2 separate regions of the Homo sapiens genome follow, and region 1 is linked to region 2. The links are chromatin loops, found by intact Hi-C in ENCODE. Cell type or tissue: MCF 10A. All regions are shown on one strand.

What was found. Hi-C counts contacts between places; a loop is a spot of excess contacts. Peaks named below come from ENCODE experiments on the same cell type or tissue, not always from the same donor. Only the 100,000 strongest peaks of a DNase experiment are listed, where the experiment ranks them.
Region 1: a loop joins it to region 2, with 5 times the contacts of the local background. A loop is called at or near these places in 7 of 110 quality-filtered maps.

The regions. Positions count from the first base shown.
Region 1 is chr4:21,190,932-21,198,931 of GRCh38, reverse strand. All of the region lies in intron 1 of KCNIP4 (potassium voltage-gated channel interacting protein 4), which reads left to right. Among named protein-coding and RNA genes, the nearest start is that of MIR7978, 270 kb to the left of the region's middle. In MCF 10A, a CTCF peak has its summit at 6,365; a DNase peak (open chromatin) is centred at 3,081.
Region 2 is chr4:21,466,139-21,474,138 of GRCh38, reverse strand. The region is part of intron 1 of KCNIP4 (potassium voltage-gated channel interacting protein 4); the gene reads left to right. Among named protein-coding and RNA genes, the nearest start is that of MIR7978, 5.4 kb to the right of the region's middle. In MCF 10A, a CTCF peak has its summit at 4,501; a DNase peak (open chromatin) is centred at 3,378.

The sequences.
Region 1 (8,000 bases), 280 kb after region 2:
CAGTGTCAGTACTTTACTCCTCAGATAGAGAAAGGACAGCGCCAGGTCAGTGTCAGTACTGCATGTCAGTCCCCCAAAGCCAGAAGGTCCCTCCTGGAGGCTGATGCAGAACAATTGGCCTATAGGTGCCCTTTCTGTGCTGCAGAAGAAGCACCTCATCCCCTCCTGGAAGAGGATAGATATAACAGTGGGGTTGACCAGGTGCCACATGATGCACAGGCTCCAGCAGAACAAAACAGGGAAAGTTATTCCACACAAGGTGGTAAGTCCAGCGCAGGTCATGAGGACTCTATCTCTTGGTAAGGAAGTGTTCCAGACCCAAGGCCTACTTTTACAGATAAGCAAGAGGTCTAAAGACTTGCATACAGGAGACTGCCTTCCTCTGGGGCACAATACAGTGCCTGTCTCATAAATGTGCTGTGAGGAATAAATGGGAGAAGACAAAAAGTCTATAAAGTACTAAACATCATGTCTAACACAGTGACACAGCACTCAATGGTCACCCCAAATAAACGAACATTTGCATATCACCCTGATCATTTTCCAAATTCCCCTTTACCCTCCCAATTAAATTATGTCTCTCTGTTCTCATTATCAATTGTAAACAGAGGGAGCACTAATGCTAGCAGTGGCTCTAGAGGTTAAAACTCTCAGGGGTAAAATTTTTTTCTAACAGTGTTAATTATTTGAAGGAGGGCTCCATGGAGAGTTTAGAAAACATGTCCTCCTGGACTAATTGTTAGAAGCGAGAATAATGTTATTGTACATTTTTACTCTTGGAATGACAAGTGTCTGCAACATGCAGTAATTTGGATTTCAGGTCCTTACCTGAATTTTCTGAAAATTACTCATATGTATAGCGTATGTGTATTTGGCTAGAGTGGTCTCTACAGAAGCCCATATATCCTTGTTAACACTTCTTTTTAAAATGTGTCTCAAGAATATTGTTGCCCCTCAAATGAAGTTGTTAAATAAGTGATTTCTCATTCTAAGATTTTGGCAATATATTTAGGTTTTATTGACTTATTACTGAAACTCAAGCATACTTGTGCCCTTGGGATGATAGTTCTAACTGAGTCCAAAGTTAAGCTATTCCTAGAACTGTAAATAATAACTTAAAATGCTCAGAAAAACATAGATTATTTATTATGAGTATTTTTCTTATTGTTTCTAACGGTAGGATAGTCACAGTTTAATACATATTCACAGAATCAAGCATTAATTAAGCATTTAATATGTACCAGGAATTTGGATTGGAGCTCTGCTGAAACTTTCTCTTTCTTTCTGTGACTACTGATTAATATATATTTGCAATAAATACAGCTGATTTGCTGTATTTATGGAAACTAAACTAGTAACAGAACTAGAATCAATGTATTCTTTCAGACTCTGAAATCTTGGTCTGGTTGTAAGTCCTCTAAATTTCAATATTGAAAAAAATCTGTAAAAATAGAGAAAAGTTCTATCCCAAATGGTTGTGACGTTTAAAAGAGCTATTGGAAGCAATCCAACGTGCTGTATTGAAGACAAAATAAATCTTACATGATGAAGGCATGGATACAGCTTGGCAAAAAGTTATAATATGCATTCAAAGGTCACTACTGATGTCTACTAAAGTTAAACATAAGTACATACTCTGAGCTAGCAATTCCACTCCTAGTTATATACCCAAAAGAAAATAGTGCATATATCTATCAAAAGATATGTGCAAGAATGTTCGCAATAGTTAATATTCACAATAACCAAATATTAGAAACAACCCAGACACCCACTGCAATAGAATGGATAAATTGTGATATATTCATATAATTGAATATTATACGGCTTTAAAAAAATACATCTCTGTTAGATCTTGGATAAATCTCACAAATAGAATGCCAAAAAAGCACAAAAAGCTATATTGTTTACGATTCCGTTTACATTAAGTTCAAAATTTGGTGATATATCAGCATAATATTTACCCATAGAAGGTGCAGAGATTGAGTGGGAAGAAGGATGAGGGAGACAGATGATCAGCTGATAATGTCTGTATCTTAAAATGATTGGTGGTTACAACTGTGTGTGTGTGCATGTACAAATGCATCAGAGTGTACACTTAAGTTTTATGTGCTGTATTTTCTACCTCAATGTTAAATTGAATAAAGAGACAAGACTACACCTATTTTCCCTGAACAATGAGCATTATATGAAATTTGAATCTACATCTTTGCCTTGCATAGGTATTTGAGTACAGAAAGGGCCTAGGGTAAAGTGAAAATATAATTTCCTTATTCAAATATTGTTAAGAATTTATTGATGGCAATATCAGAACAGCAAACCAAGTGTCAGAACATTCTAGGCACGGAGCTCTGTGTGTTATACAGGTTGCACACCCATGAAGCCAGTCTTGCACAGATAAATTTGAAGATATCCTCGAAAGTAAGAAAGTCTTGCTAAGATGAGGCATCTGCATGGTGTAAAGTAAATGATAAAAATCCCTGGTTCTTCCTGGGGTGGTATCATTTTGTGTTAAAGAGGTTGTGTCCTATCAAGTTGAATGACTAAGGTATATTTCCACTCCATCAAAAAGGCAAAAGGGTAAATACTTACTATGAGAAAATATGCCAAAGCTGATTAGATAGAATGACTTAATTAAGGAGGGACAAATTTAAATCAGCACTATGAACAGAAAACATGTGTTCTATTAAAATGAAACATGCCATTATTGCCATCCCAGGAAGGAAACATTGAAATCGTTAAGTGATAATAAGCTAGAATGCTAAAATAGCTTGTGGACTAATGATAACTTTTGCTTCACTAATTGAAGATTCGTAATACTGTATACTACTTTAATCATTAAAATACTCTAAAATTCTTTAAGAAGTCCATGCCTCCAGAGCAAAGTTTTTGTTGTAAGAAATGAGCAGGAAGAGATCAAGAGAACAAAATATGAAAAACAAAAAGAGAAGCCGGGAAACTTGAGTTGCCCAAATCTGGTCGCTGACTGCTTCCTTGCAGGAATGATGCTTACTCGACAAAAAGTAAAAGCCAGCCAGCTGGGTGTTGCTGGGTTACTCATGTAACCCTCATGAGTAGCCTCAGGGTTCAGCAAAGAGGAGAATTGAGAGTCTACTTGGGCGGAAAGAAGTTGCAACATTCTTAATGAGCCATTGCAACCAGGCGTTCTAGTTGGAATCAAAGTGAAGGCAATTTTCTTGTAGAAGGTGAATAACTATCACCCTCAAGGCAAAAAAGCGAAATAAAATTAAATAACAAAATAAAAATATAACTTTGTTATTGGTTCCTTTCTTTGATTTCTTGAATGGCACTGAATGTTTCCATTTTTATCAATGCCTCTGTTTTCTACCACATGTCCAATCAATAAGAGCCTTTTGAAGATCCAATGGCATAAAACACACATGCAGTTAAAATTAATGCACAGTGCATCTGAGCTACCTGGGCTCACAAATGAACATCAGTGCTGAGACATTTTGTAAAATTTTTCCTAGCTCCTTAATAGATGACTATATTGTTGCTAAGTCTTTTATTCGGCAAACCTAGGTCACATGAACTTTCCAAAACTTTAGAAGCCTGCTGACATAAATAAGACTTTATCTGTATTAATATTTGAGTACACATATATTCCCAATTGAATTGCATTGGCAGTCATCTCCTTCAGTTATCTGTGGGTGTCCTAAGGGGCATTTCATAAGTGCTCACCTGCATTGCTGCCCTGGCCTCCTGGGTGATGCCCACAGCTCCTGAAGTGACTGGCATCTGTACCTCATCAATGACCTTGAGGGAGAGAACATTTGCGGCAATGAAGATTTCCTGGACAAGTGCTAAGGAGTAGGGTCATGTGATTCCCAGGAGAATATAGAGGAGAAATGACTTCATTAAGGAGGAAGAGAAGTTTCCCTTTGAGAAGCCACACTTGAGCTGAGATCTAACCCATGGGTCAGGATTCACAGGACATCATTAGAATAGTAGGAGTAAAACCCTTTGGTGAGTGGGAACTTAGTGAAAGCAGAGGACGTGTGTTAAAAGAAAAAAATGGCTGCTCTAACAAATAAACCTTGAAATAACAGTGCCTTAACATGACAGCTGTTTATTCCTTGTTTCTGTAGGCCAAAATTGCAGCAGGGTTCGCTGTGTCATGCTATCATTCAGGAACCTGGGCTGACTGATGTTCCACCATCTTTAATGCATGAGCTCCAATGCCAGTTTGTGCATTGATAATCAAGCTGCAGAGAAGGGAAGGCAAAGCGCATGGGGGTAGTGTGGGATGGTCTCATGAGCTAGATTTGGAAAAAGACTATGCCACTTCCACTTATATTCCGATTACCCTGTCTCAGGAACATGGCCACAAGGTATGACCACACCTATGGACAAATAATAATTTAAGAAAATAATTCGAAGTTAGGAGACCTTATATAGATTTTTACTGAGACCATTAGGACCCGAGATTGTTTATTACTTGTGGCTGAGTTAAGATAGAGGTTGATTCCTTTACTCATTTATTTATTCTTTCATCCATTATTTTTCACACATTCATCAAGTACCTGTATTAAGTGATGGCCAATCGTCAATAAACCTCATTTTTATGCAGAGACTAGTAGGGTGTATGGAAGTGGCAGGAGTCATAGGTTATAAACAAAAATGTGAGAGGACCCACAGGCAAACATTTTTCATTGAACATTTTGGATAATCAATTGAGGAGAAAACCATAATTGCCCATTGGTGCTTAAATTAAATTCTTATCAATAGTAAACAGAATTATGGGAAAAAAACATTTAAAGTAAGGAAGACTGTTTTTCTTGAAAAACAAGAAAACAAAACCCACTTGATAAAGCAACATTTGTAAAAGTGTCTTTAGTGCCATTCTATTGTTCATAATCTTTGAAATTTCTCTGTGCTTCCACGTGTTCTAGGCATAGCCATTCAAATTGCCGTGTATAAAACCTCCCCCTTTACACAATGAAAAGCTTAAACGATTGACTTGCTTTGCTAATTGACTAGATGCATGTTAAGAAACATGTAATACTTTGCCATTCCCTTCTTGTAGTTTAAAAATAAATTTTAGGCCAGGCGCTGTGGCTCACGCCTGTAATCCCAGCACTTTGGGAGGCCGAGGTGGGTGGATCACGAGGTCAGGAGATCGAGACCATCCTGGCTAACATGGTGAAACCCCGTCTCTACTAAAAATACAAAAAATTAGCCGGGCGTGGTGGCTGGCGCCTGTAGTCCCGGCTACTCGGGAGGCTGAGGCAGGAGAATGGCGTGAACCCAGGAGGCGGAGCTTGCAGTGAGCCCAGATTGCGCCACTGCACTCCAGCCTGGCCAAGAGTGAGACTCCGTCTCAAAAAAAAAAAAAAAAAAAATTTAAAATTGCAATAAGTGATCCATACTGAATGACTGCTACAGGGAGCTTTGCATACCCAGAAATTACCCATCATGAGAGAAATGTGAGTTTCTCCATATTCTTGACTCTTTGGAGTCAGGTGCTGATAAAATATTTTTTCTCAGCGTGAGCAGGACCCTATTTAAACACTGTGCCAGCTAGCAAGTAAATCCATTAGTATATTTTACATCCACACTTAAAGAATTGCTCTGCAAGCTTTACTTTTTCTCCTGAGCTCAGCTGTGACACAAAGAAAGCTTTAAAAAGAGTGTAAGTAATTAAAGCAACACACAATTAACTAATTGATCCTAAAAAATAGCTTGTCCAACATCAGCAGAATAATTGCAGCCATTTTGTAGGGCCTCCTAGGCTGTGATCATTTATGAGTCTTCATTATTACTCTTCTAAAACAAACAACCAGACTTTTTTTTTTTTTTAGCCAGGGTCTTGCTCTGTCTCCCAGGCTGGAGTGCAGTGGTGCAATCACTGCTCACAACATCCTCATCCTCCTGTCTCAAGCTGTCCTCCTGCCTCAGCCTCCTGAGTAGCTGGAACGACAGGCATGTGCCACCACACCCAACTAATTATTATTATTATTAGTAGTAGTAGTAGTAGTAGTAGTAGTAGTAGTAGTAGAGACGGGGCGGCAGGGCTGGGGGGTGGTGTGTGGGTCTTGTTATGTTACCCAAGTTGGTCTCAAACCCCTGGGTTCAAGCAGTCCTCCAGCCTCAGCCTCCCAAAGTGCTGGGATTACAGGCATGAGTGGCCAAGGCCTGCCATTATTTTTCTTTTTAAATAAAGAATTTTTTTATTTCTTTTCATTTAAATGAATAAAGTAATACATGTGACCCTTTTCAGTGCTTATAATGAATCACTTAGATGCTGTAATACTGGAAGTAACCTCTAGGGAAAATTTTGTTATGGAACTTATGTTTTCAAAGATATGAGGATAAAGCCTAATCTGGTTAGTATCCTGCCTGACATTATACGGCTGAATAAGAAACCTGAGAAAACTGGAGAGTGATTGAAAATGAAACCTGTCCTTTATAAATTGAGAGTAATTAGGCTCTGTTAATTTTTCTCTTTTGATATTATAGTTTTAAGTCAACATTAAAGACCATAAAGCATGTAAGATTTTGTGCACTTACGTCATGCTCACAAATTACTATCAATTTCAACTTTAAAAAAATGCAGTTTATCTTAGAATGTTTCTAAACCAGGATATCATTTATAATTAATCCATACCTTAAATGGAGTGTTTTCCTCAAGAGTGTAAAAGAATTGAGACTCAACTGATAATGTGCCCTAAAATTGATGGCATCCTAGAATTAAAGCAATAGAGTAACTTGATGAAGCCATTTAACTATAAGAAAATGCTGACATTACCTGCTGGTGGAATACATGACAGTTAAATTCCTCTCCTGAACTGTTATAAATTTTCCCTCTGAATATAATTGAATGTCTGCTTGTAAGTGTCTCAAACAAGTTATACTTCTAGAGGAAAGGATTCAAAATCAATTCATGTTAACTATAATATAAAACAATATGAAATGGATTAATATTAGGGAGAGCTATGAATCAAGATCTCTACTGGAAGCATAAAGACAGATTGATCATGGTTCAGGTCATGTTATTGTGGTAAGAAAAATAATCAAAATACTAACACAAACAAGGATCTCTGCCATTCATTGTGTGCCAACTATGTGCCAAACCATTGGCTGTCTCCTTTACATGTATCTGAATAGTCAGCAAGGAGGGAATGATGAAACTGACAAATAAAGAATAAAAGCCATACTATTTGGAATAACTCAGCCTTTCTTAAATTGGTTTCATACATCATTTAAAAGACTATACTGATCCCAGATAAAATTTGTCTTATCTGTAAGAGATTGTTCATCTGCCAAGGGTGGCACAGCTGTGATTCATGATTAGGTGCACCGACCATGGTTAATGTGGACCTCAGCTCCTCATTGCCTTGCTAACTAGCATTCTGTTGCTCATGTAACCACCATCTTTCAGCACTAGGGCGCATCATCCTGACATACTCAGAAAGGGCTCTGATGATTATACAGCACCCTCCGGCAGGGCTTGGTGTGCGGTTTTGTTGTAGCATAAAAAGGTTTGGGAAACCAATGCCTATCTTCCGTCATTAAACTATAGGCAATTGATCATTTATGAATACTTTCCAGCCTTCGTATGTGGCAGAATCAATATTCCAGTCTCATATTTCTTTAAAATAGAATGTCCGCCCTATCACGCATTTTAACATTCCAATAAACACGATTTCTTCTCCCTTTGCTATCAAATACACAAGGTTCTTTGCTGAAAAGGTGACTCAGAATGCTGGATAAGTAATGTGTTGTTTTGTGCATGCTATCAAATTCTACCTTTGTTGAGAATATCTCTGTGCTTACTGCAAACAATTCTCTTTTGGACCCTGTTGCTTCTTACTGTAATAAATGACAAATTGAATGCAAAGAGGGTTTGCTTGGAAAAAATAACGCTAGCAGATTAAATTTCAGTGTAATGCTATTATTTTCAAAAGCCACAATTCTCTCATCTACCAAGATTTGCCTTTCTTTGCCTATCCAGGGAAGGATTACTGCTGACAAATTGTAAC
Region 2 (8,000 bases):
GCCATTTGTCTGAAAGCTTTAGAATCATTCTACACAGATGCCAATTTTCCATCAAGTTCTGTTACTCCACAGCCCTGTTAAAAATTCTCAGCCCTGTTAAGAATTCAGCTCTGTTAAGTTGCCTGGGCCGGGAGTGGTGGCTCACGCCTGTAATGTCAGCACTTTGGGAGGCTGAGGCGGGTGAATCATCTGAGGTCAGGAGTTTGAGGACAGCCTGGCCAACATGGTGGAACCTGATCCCTACTAAAAATACAAAAATTAGCCAGGCATAGTGGCACCTGTCTGTAGTCTCAGCTCTTGGGGAGGCTGAGGCAGGAGAATCGCTTGAACCCAGGAGTCATAAGTTCCAGTAAGCCACGACTGCGCCACTGCACTTCAGCCCAGGCAACAGAGTAAGACTCTGTCTTAAAAAAAAAAAAAAAAGAATTCTCAGTCTTCTGTGTTGCTCCCCACAAGACTTCTCCAATACTAACTTTGCTTCACTACAAAGTATGAAACTCTTATCTAAAGTTTTCTTGTGCTCACTGAAGATATATACTCTAATTAAATGATGTATGTTAAATGTATGTAAAGCTCCAATTTCTTTTTCTAAAATCTGAACTCCCAAAGGACAGCATGGAGATCTGATTCTGTCTTCAGATTTTTTAAAAAAACTCTTTTACCATCAGAAAATATTTCATTTTCTGTATTTTGTAGAGTTTTACAGCCTCTCCAGGAAGGGGAGCAAGGACAAAGCCTATGCTGTTTTTATTATTAGTCATTCTTAGGAGGCAAGGTGGGAGGGACAGGGAAAGGGCTAGATGCCCCAGTTCCCGATAGAGAATTTGACAGTTTAAAGGATTTCCCCGTATTCCCTGACTGAGAAATATATATTTTATGTATTTTTCAGAAAAGTTGGGTTATGCTGCAGTAACAAATGGTCCCCAAATCCTAATGTCTTACAGCAGCAAAAGTAACATTTGCCCTATTGTAGGGTAATTGTGGCTTTGCTCCAAGTCATCTTCATTTCGATATCCAGTATAATGGAGCAATTTCTAACGAAACGTTGCCAATCATCATGTCAGAAAGAAAGAGATCAGGTTCAACTTGCAAGTGACACATCTTTTCTGCTTACACGTTGTTGACCAAGTTAAATCACATGACCAAACCTGATGGCTTTGACATAGTATATTTCTCTCCTGAAAAGTAGAGGACATATTTTTAGAAGTCTACCACCAGTGGCTAATGCTAGCTATGAGCCAGGCACTATACTAGGCATTTATAAATATTAACTCTCATCTTCATAATAATCTTAGAATATAGGGATTTTTAACACTCATTTTGCAGAAGAGGAGAAAAACTGGGCAGTTTGAGTATGTTCATACATTTAATTAGAGAAAAACCAAGGATTGAATACAGATCTAGCTGACTGCATAGCCTAGATTTTACCGATAACCTGAACTGCGTTTCAAATAGTCAACTTATTGTAATCAGTATCTCCTTGAAGAGAAGCCAAGGGGAAGAAAAAACACCAGTTTCCTCAAAACTCATGAGTGAAAAACCCAGCTCCTGATTCAGCTATATAATCCATATTTTTCCAAACATGGAAACTACCCTCAAAAACCTCATCATCTAACATAAAACATGATAATCTAAGAGAAGAAATGAAATGCACTGATTAAGGTAATGATAGTTGTAGTAATATTAACCCCCCCACACACACATTTCAGCCAATTAACATAATGAAATTGGTTTTCTCACTCATGTTGTGAGCACTCTGGGGGGACTGGAGACTTTCCTCTCTCTCATGGTTCAGGATTCCAGGTTCTATCCCCCTATTTGCTCTACCATCTCCTACGATCTCGGGGTCCTCTGCACTCAGTGGATTGGGAAATGGAGGTAATGCTTGCTTCTTATCTGCTCCACCCTAAATGTGACACACATTGTGTCTACTCTCATTCCATTAACAAGAATTTGTTATAGATCCCTAGGAAAGATGCCTAGGAATGTAGTCCCTGACTGGGCAGCCATTCCCAGCAACAACTCTACATTATGGAAAAAGCTTCAGGAATTTCTGGTTAACTTCAAGGCACCTCTGCCACATGGGACATTGTCATCTTTGTGATGATACAAAGTAGAAAGTGAATTCATGCCAAGAAAAGATGCAGATACATTTCAGTTCATGAAGTATTTGTTTTCTTTCTCCAAATGCAACCAATAAAAAGAAAGAAGAATATTTTTATTTAGAAATCGATTAAATGGTTTGTCAGATGTTTTACCAGATATTATTAGGGACATAAAATAAAGTATGATGTATTTTCTGACCCCAAAGGGATACCATAGGTCCTCTCATTTGAATTTAAAATCCAGGGATGGAGGAATTCTTTTTGAATCTTGCCCATAGCTGAGTAGGTAGCCAGAGAAGACTCAGTTTCCTCACCTGTGAAATGGGAATATCTGTTCCACAAGATTGATACTGAATTATGAAGCCCTGTTGAAAAGGAAATTAAGCCCATTGTTTACTGTCTCATTCCCCTTTCTCTACAATCTATAGGAACTAGAACATATAAATATTGGCAGAGCCTGTTTTCTGTGCATAAAATGTAAATTTCAGGAAACTCATTTAGCTCCATTTATATAATCATGATAAAATATATAAAATACTCAATTTCTAGAACTGAAATACAGAGATAAAGATTCCGATAAAATTTGCTAATTATTATTCTCTTAATTCCCTAGCTTCTGCAACTCTCCCAATTCTGTTCCTCCACCCAGAAGTAGGAAGTCAAATTTATTAGGACTCTGGGAATTAGTACTCTACTGCCCTAATTTCAATGAATCCACAGCTGAAATGAGGGAAGAGAATCTGAATTACTATCGCTTTCTCCAGAGGAAGGAAGCATTTTTCAGTGGGCCTAGGGCAAAAGTTTTTCCTCAATTCCTAAAAACAGAACTTCTCAAACTTGCCTTGATAGTAAAAGCCACAGAGAGTACTTGCCAAACAAATTAAAGGACTTATACAAACCTAGTTCTCAAATTTAAGCATGCACCACAATCTCCTGCAAGCCTTGTTAAAACAGAGATTTCTAGACCCCACCCCTAGATATGCCTATTTTGTGAGCCTGGAGGTAGGGAGAGCATTGAGAATTTATGTTTATACCAATCCCTAGAAGATGCTGATGCTGCTGATCCAAGAGCCATATTTTGAGACCCCCTCTACCTAAAGCATTAATGCCCCATCCTGGCTGCTGATCCAAACTAACTGCTGATGCAGAGCTGAAGTGAAAAGTACTTCTCTAATGATTTTAGGTTTTCAAAGAGGACTTTTTTTTTTTTGTTAAATTATCAACAGCTGGCCCTTGAATTGGGCGTTTGGCCAAGAATTCTCTTGTAACTAACTGCTTCTCCCTGTGGCTTTTTAGTGAGTCACCACAAGCTCTTTGGGGTTGTAATTACCCTTAATCCTCCTTCTTGTCTGTGACTGTGTGCCTCTCTTTATTTTTTCATATGCTTCTTCATCTCTCCTGCCAGCTCCCTAGCTGGAACTCAGAAGGTTATTTGGTTAAAGCATAGAGAAGTGCAGAGGAAGCAATGTCTAGTGCATTTGCCTTTCCTTTCTGCACTTGGCTGCACTGTACACAACCTGTACAACTAAACCACATTATCTATTTTTCCTGAAGTTCAATTTTCTCATCTGTAGAACAGAGAGTAGCATGTTACAAGATTATTGTGAACAAGTTAAAGTACTTAGTTCAAAGAAGAGGCTCAATGAATATTCTATATTGCATTTTCTTCCCTGCCTCTTGCTTCTCTCTTTCCTTTCTTCCCTTTCTCCTTTCCTCTTTTCTTCTTTTGCTCTCTGCCTTGTCCCTAACATAAAGAACAGAAAGGAGCTAATCTCCCTCCCTTCTCCACTCCAGACTAGTCATTATACAGCCTGCTTTTTGCTAATCTCTTGCCTCCTTTCTCTGAACCGGCAGTACCAACCTTCACGTTCTAATAATCTGTCCCGATGTCAAGGCCCTGGCTCTGTCATTAAAGTGGGTGAGTTCAGGAAGCAACATACATCACTTTCTGAGTCATAGCTTTATGTATTATTTCTTAGCAGACAGTCCCAATATTATGCCTACTGTCCTCATTTTTATTATATTTCGGCCACAATTGTGGCGTAGTTAACAGAAAAGCGCAAAACACAAATTATGAACATCCCAAAAGTTATGGATTATTTTCCAAACATAAAATTCTGGCTATTTACATGATTATGTTGTGTAGTAACACATGAATCATAGGGACACATTTAGTAGCAATGGCATTAAAAATACCATCAACACCTGCCCTTTAAGCTTTTTTTTAATTTCGGTATTATCACATGTACACTTTGAGCAGACGTGCCTGGCCACACTGTATTGAGAGCAGAGACTAATGAGTCCAATTATCTTTGAAGTTTAGAGAATCCTGGTATTTCAGTGGAAAAAAAATGCTGTCTGCAAAGTAGAGCTGTTATGTTTTTCTTGAACTTTAGAGGGCAGCAGAGGAGCTGTCTGAAAAAAATCCCTACTTGACCAGGAAAAGCATTTTTGTTTCCCAAGTTATTTGTACAAAACGTTTTCATTGAAAGGAAAGGATAATATTTTAAAAGATGCTTGTAATCATGTTTTTAAGATGAAGATATTATTTCATAGTATATTTGAAATAGAAGGACTTTTTTCCCCTTGAAAAAATTTACTCTGTAGTAATTGATGATTAACTTGGGAAGAAGTCTCAGAGGAAATTTTAAAAAGGGAGGATTGGTTATGATAAAAATAATGTATATTGGCCAGGTGCGGTGGCTCATACCTATAATCCTAACATGTTGGGAGGCCAAGGCTGGCAGATCACTGGAGCCCAGGAGTTTGAGACAAACCTGGGTAATATGGTGGGGGAAGAAAATAGCCAGGCATGGTGGCACGTGCTTGTAGTCCCAGCTACTTGGGAGGCTGAGATGGGAGGAGCACTTGAGCCTAGGAGGTTAAGGCTATAGTGAGACACGATTGCACCACTTCATCCCAGCCTGGGAGACAGAGTGAGACCCTGTCTCAAAGAAAAATAATAATAACATAAATAAATAAAATAGTGTATATAATAATATAATAGAATAAAGTGTATTTTATTTCAGAGTGTTTTCTTCTGTTTGTATGTGTTTTAAATATGTGTTTAGAAGATCAAAAATAGTTTTGGAGAATCACTGCTGTGTGTAAACAGTTAATAGATGATGTTGAGCAATGTGAGACAAACTTGTGCACAAATACAGATTTCAAATTGAATAAGAAAGCTGTTTTGCTTGAATAATTAAAAAAGTGCGCTAGCAAAAAAGCGAAACAGGGTTTTGCTTTAAGGTGGAGTTAATTTGATTAGATTTGTCAGCCAGCCAGTTTCACAACATCTGAATACAGTTTAAGAGCAAGTGATCCAAAAATCAGTCTCTAAGTTCCTATTAATAGTGACAATGAGAGATGCTTGTCTTAGATTTTTTTCTCTTTCTCTGGGTGACACCAAATCCTATAAGGCATGTGGCCACTAGTATGACTCGTCCCCAGAGAGTGGGACTGTGTTAGGACTGAAGAGCCAACCCCACAGCCTAAACCGTTTATTACAAATCATCGCTCGTTTACCATTCAAGCGAACTTGGGTCCGCCGCGTAATGCAAGCGATGAAAGCACAACTTACCTCATTTTCTCTTGTTCTGAAATGTTTTCTTTGGAGATTGCGAGCAGTCTTTCTTGCCTGCTGTGCTCCGGTACCGAGGCAGTACCTTGCAGTAGGGGTTCCCTTACTTGCCTTGTTCAGATTCTTTTCTCCCTGCTAATCAAGGGCCTGATCTCAGGTCTTTTTCACACATTTATTCTCTTCTTCTTCCTTTCTGATGTTTATTGTCTTTCCTTGTACATTTTAATTCTTTTAGTAACTATGTGATCATTCTCCTTCATCCTAGTTTTTGGCTTTATTCTCTCTTTTTGACTTTATATCTGGGAATAGGTTTTCTTGAGCTTGGAACCTGGATTGCAAGAAATCAAACATGTGATTACCTACCCCTATATTTCTCCAGTAAGCTTTTTGCAGAGTGATCCATTTGCCCTAAGGGTTACTCTCAAAGAAGATCCTCTGGGGCAGAATTTGTTCCCATCAGTGCCAGCTTTCCATCTGGCAGGATCTCTCAGGGTTTGCTGGTGCTACCCAAGGCTTGCTGCCCACACTGATGGGATAACAGGATATTTCCTAAAGTTTTTGCGGCTCTGCATTATTAACATGGCCACATCCTCAGTGCCCTTGGGCTTTAAAAATTTAACCTGATCAAAGCAGCATACCTATTTGATATACCTAAGTGGGAGAGAGTCTCAGAAATGAGTCACAATGGCCTTCCGACTTTCAGAAAACACCATGCTCTTTTTTTCCAAAAGCCACAGAGCTGATATGACAGGACACTGACGCAGCAGGACTCTGGGATCATTAAAATCCCAATAACAAGAATCTTATCATGTCTTGGCGTGTCTGCTGTGAATTACATGAGATGCTCTATCTGAGAATGTTTTTATGAAGATATCCACCTTTTGTTGCTTCCTTCCTTTTATCTTTTTGCAGAGGGAGACGGCCTTGGTTTTGAGGCCGGTTCATTTACTCTGCCTAACCCCGTAGCCCTCAAGTGGCTCCATTGCCACAGTTCCAGCGTCAACCACACAGTTGTGGTGTAGTGTTGTGAGCAATGAGGCAGGCTGCGTGTAGCTCCTACAACAGACTCAAATCCAGAAAAACAGACCGCTTCCAACTTGGAAACACGTATCATTCAAATATTTATTATATATTTTTGGAAGTTGGCTGCAGGAAACCTACATTTTTTTATTAACTCTTGTTATACAAACAAACCAAAATGCCTTCAATGCCTACCATGTACCAAATGGGGCACTCATCCCATTGCTGAAGTTAACAATCCTTAAGAAGTAAAAATTAATTCCAAAACCCAGAAGAAAAGTTGTTGTATCCAGTTTGTTTTATTATGTTCTGTTTTGTGTGTGTGTGTGTGTGTGTGTGTGTGTGTGTGTGTGTGTGTGTTTGTTTTGGTTTGGTTTGGTTTGGTTTTGGTTTGTCACATTTTTTTCATTGAGATTCTGGCCATGACATATTTCAGAAAAGATTTTTAATCATTCTGAAAAGCTGTAGGATCAGGGTAAGGAGTTTGTTTTCTTTTAAAGTGTAGGATGGTAAATACAATGATACTGAGTGATATATTGTCTCTGCCAGGATTAGATAGATTTGCTTCACCTCTATGGACTTGACCTATGCCAGGGATGGGGTACTGCGATTGTAGGGTGGGGATGAGGCCATGCTTGCTGAAGAAATTCAGCCAACTCTAAAGTATGTTGATTTTCTATATATTACATGACAGCCCCATTAGGAGACGTTATCTGGGGCATTTGTATAAATGGGATGGGGTTTCCAGGACACTGCAGAAGCAATGCTTTATACCCTTAATATTAAAATTCTACTGAGCATGATTTGACCTCTCTCTCTTGCTGTCTCTCATTCTCTCTCTTATTCTCTTTCTGTCACTCTCTGAATCCTGAGATGATTTCAGAATCCCTTAGTGCCACAGCTTATCATTGTGATAATTAATTGTAGTTGAACTGGCAGGGAAAATGTTAGTTAATGAATGATATTTGTTGATAAAATGCCAGATAACAGAGGATTAATTATAACAGCTCATTTTGGGGAAAACAAGTCCATCAGAATGAAGTTAATGATCAGTTTGCCATCTGGCCTAGATTAGGGGGCCATCTTGGTCAGCATTGAGTGTTGAGTCACATAAGTTCCCTGAAGTGTCTTAATATAAGTCAGATGTATCCACAGCATACTATAAACATTGTGGGTTAGACTTTGGAGTTCGGTGTTTAGTGTTCATAATTTGACTGGGCAGAGTCTTGCAGGGTTTTGGGATTTTAATACCCTGAACAAATGGGAAAAGGAGGAAGCAAAAGAACTAGGCAGGA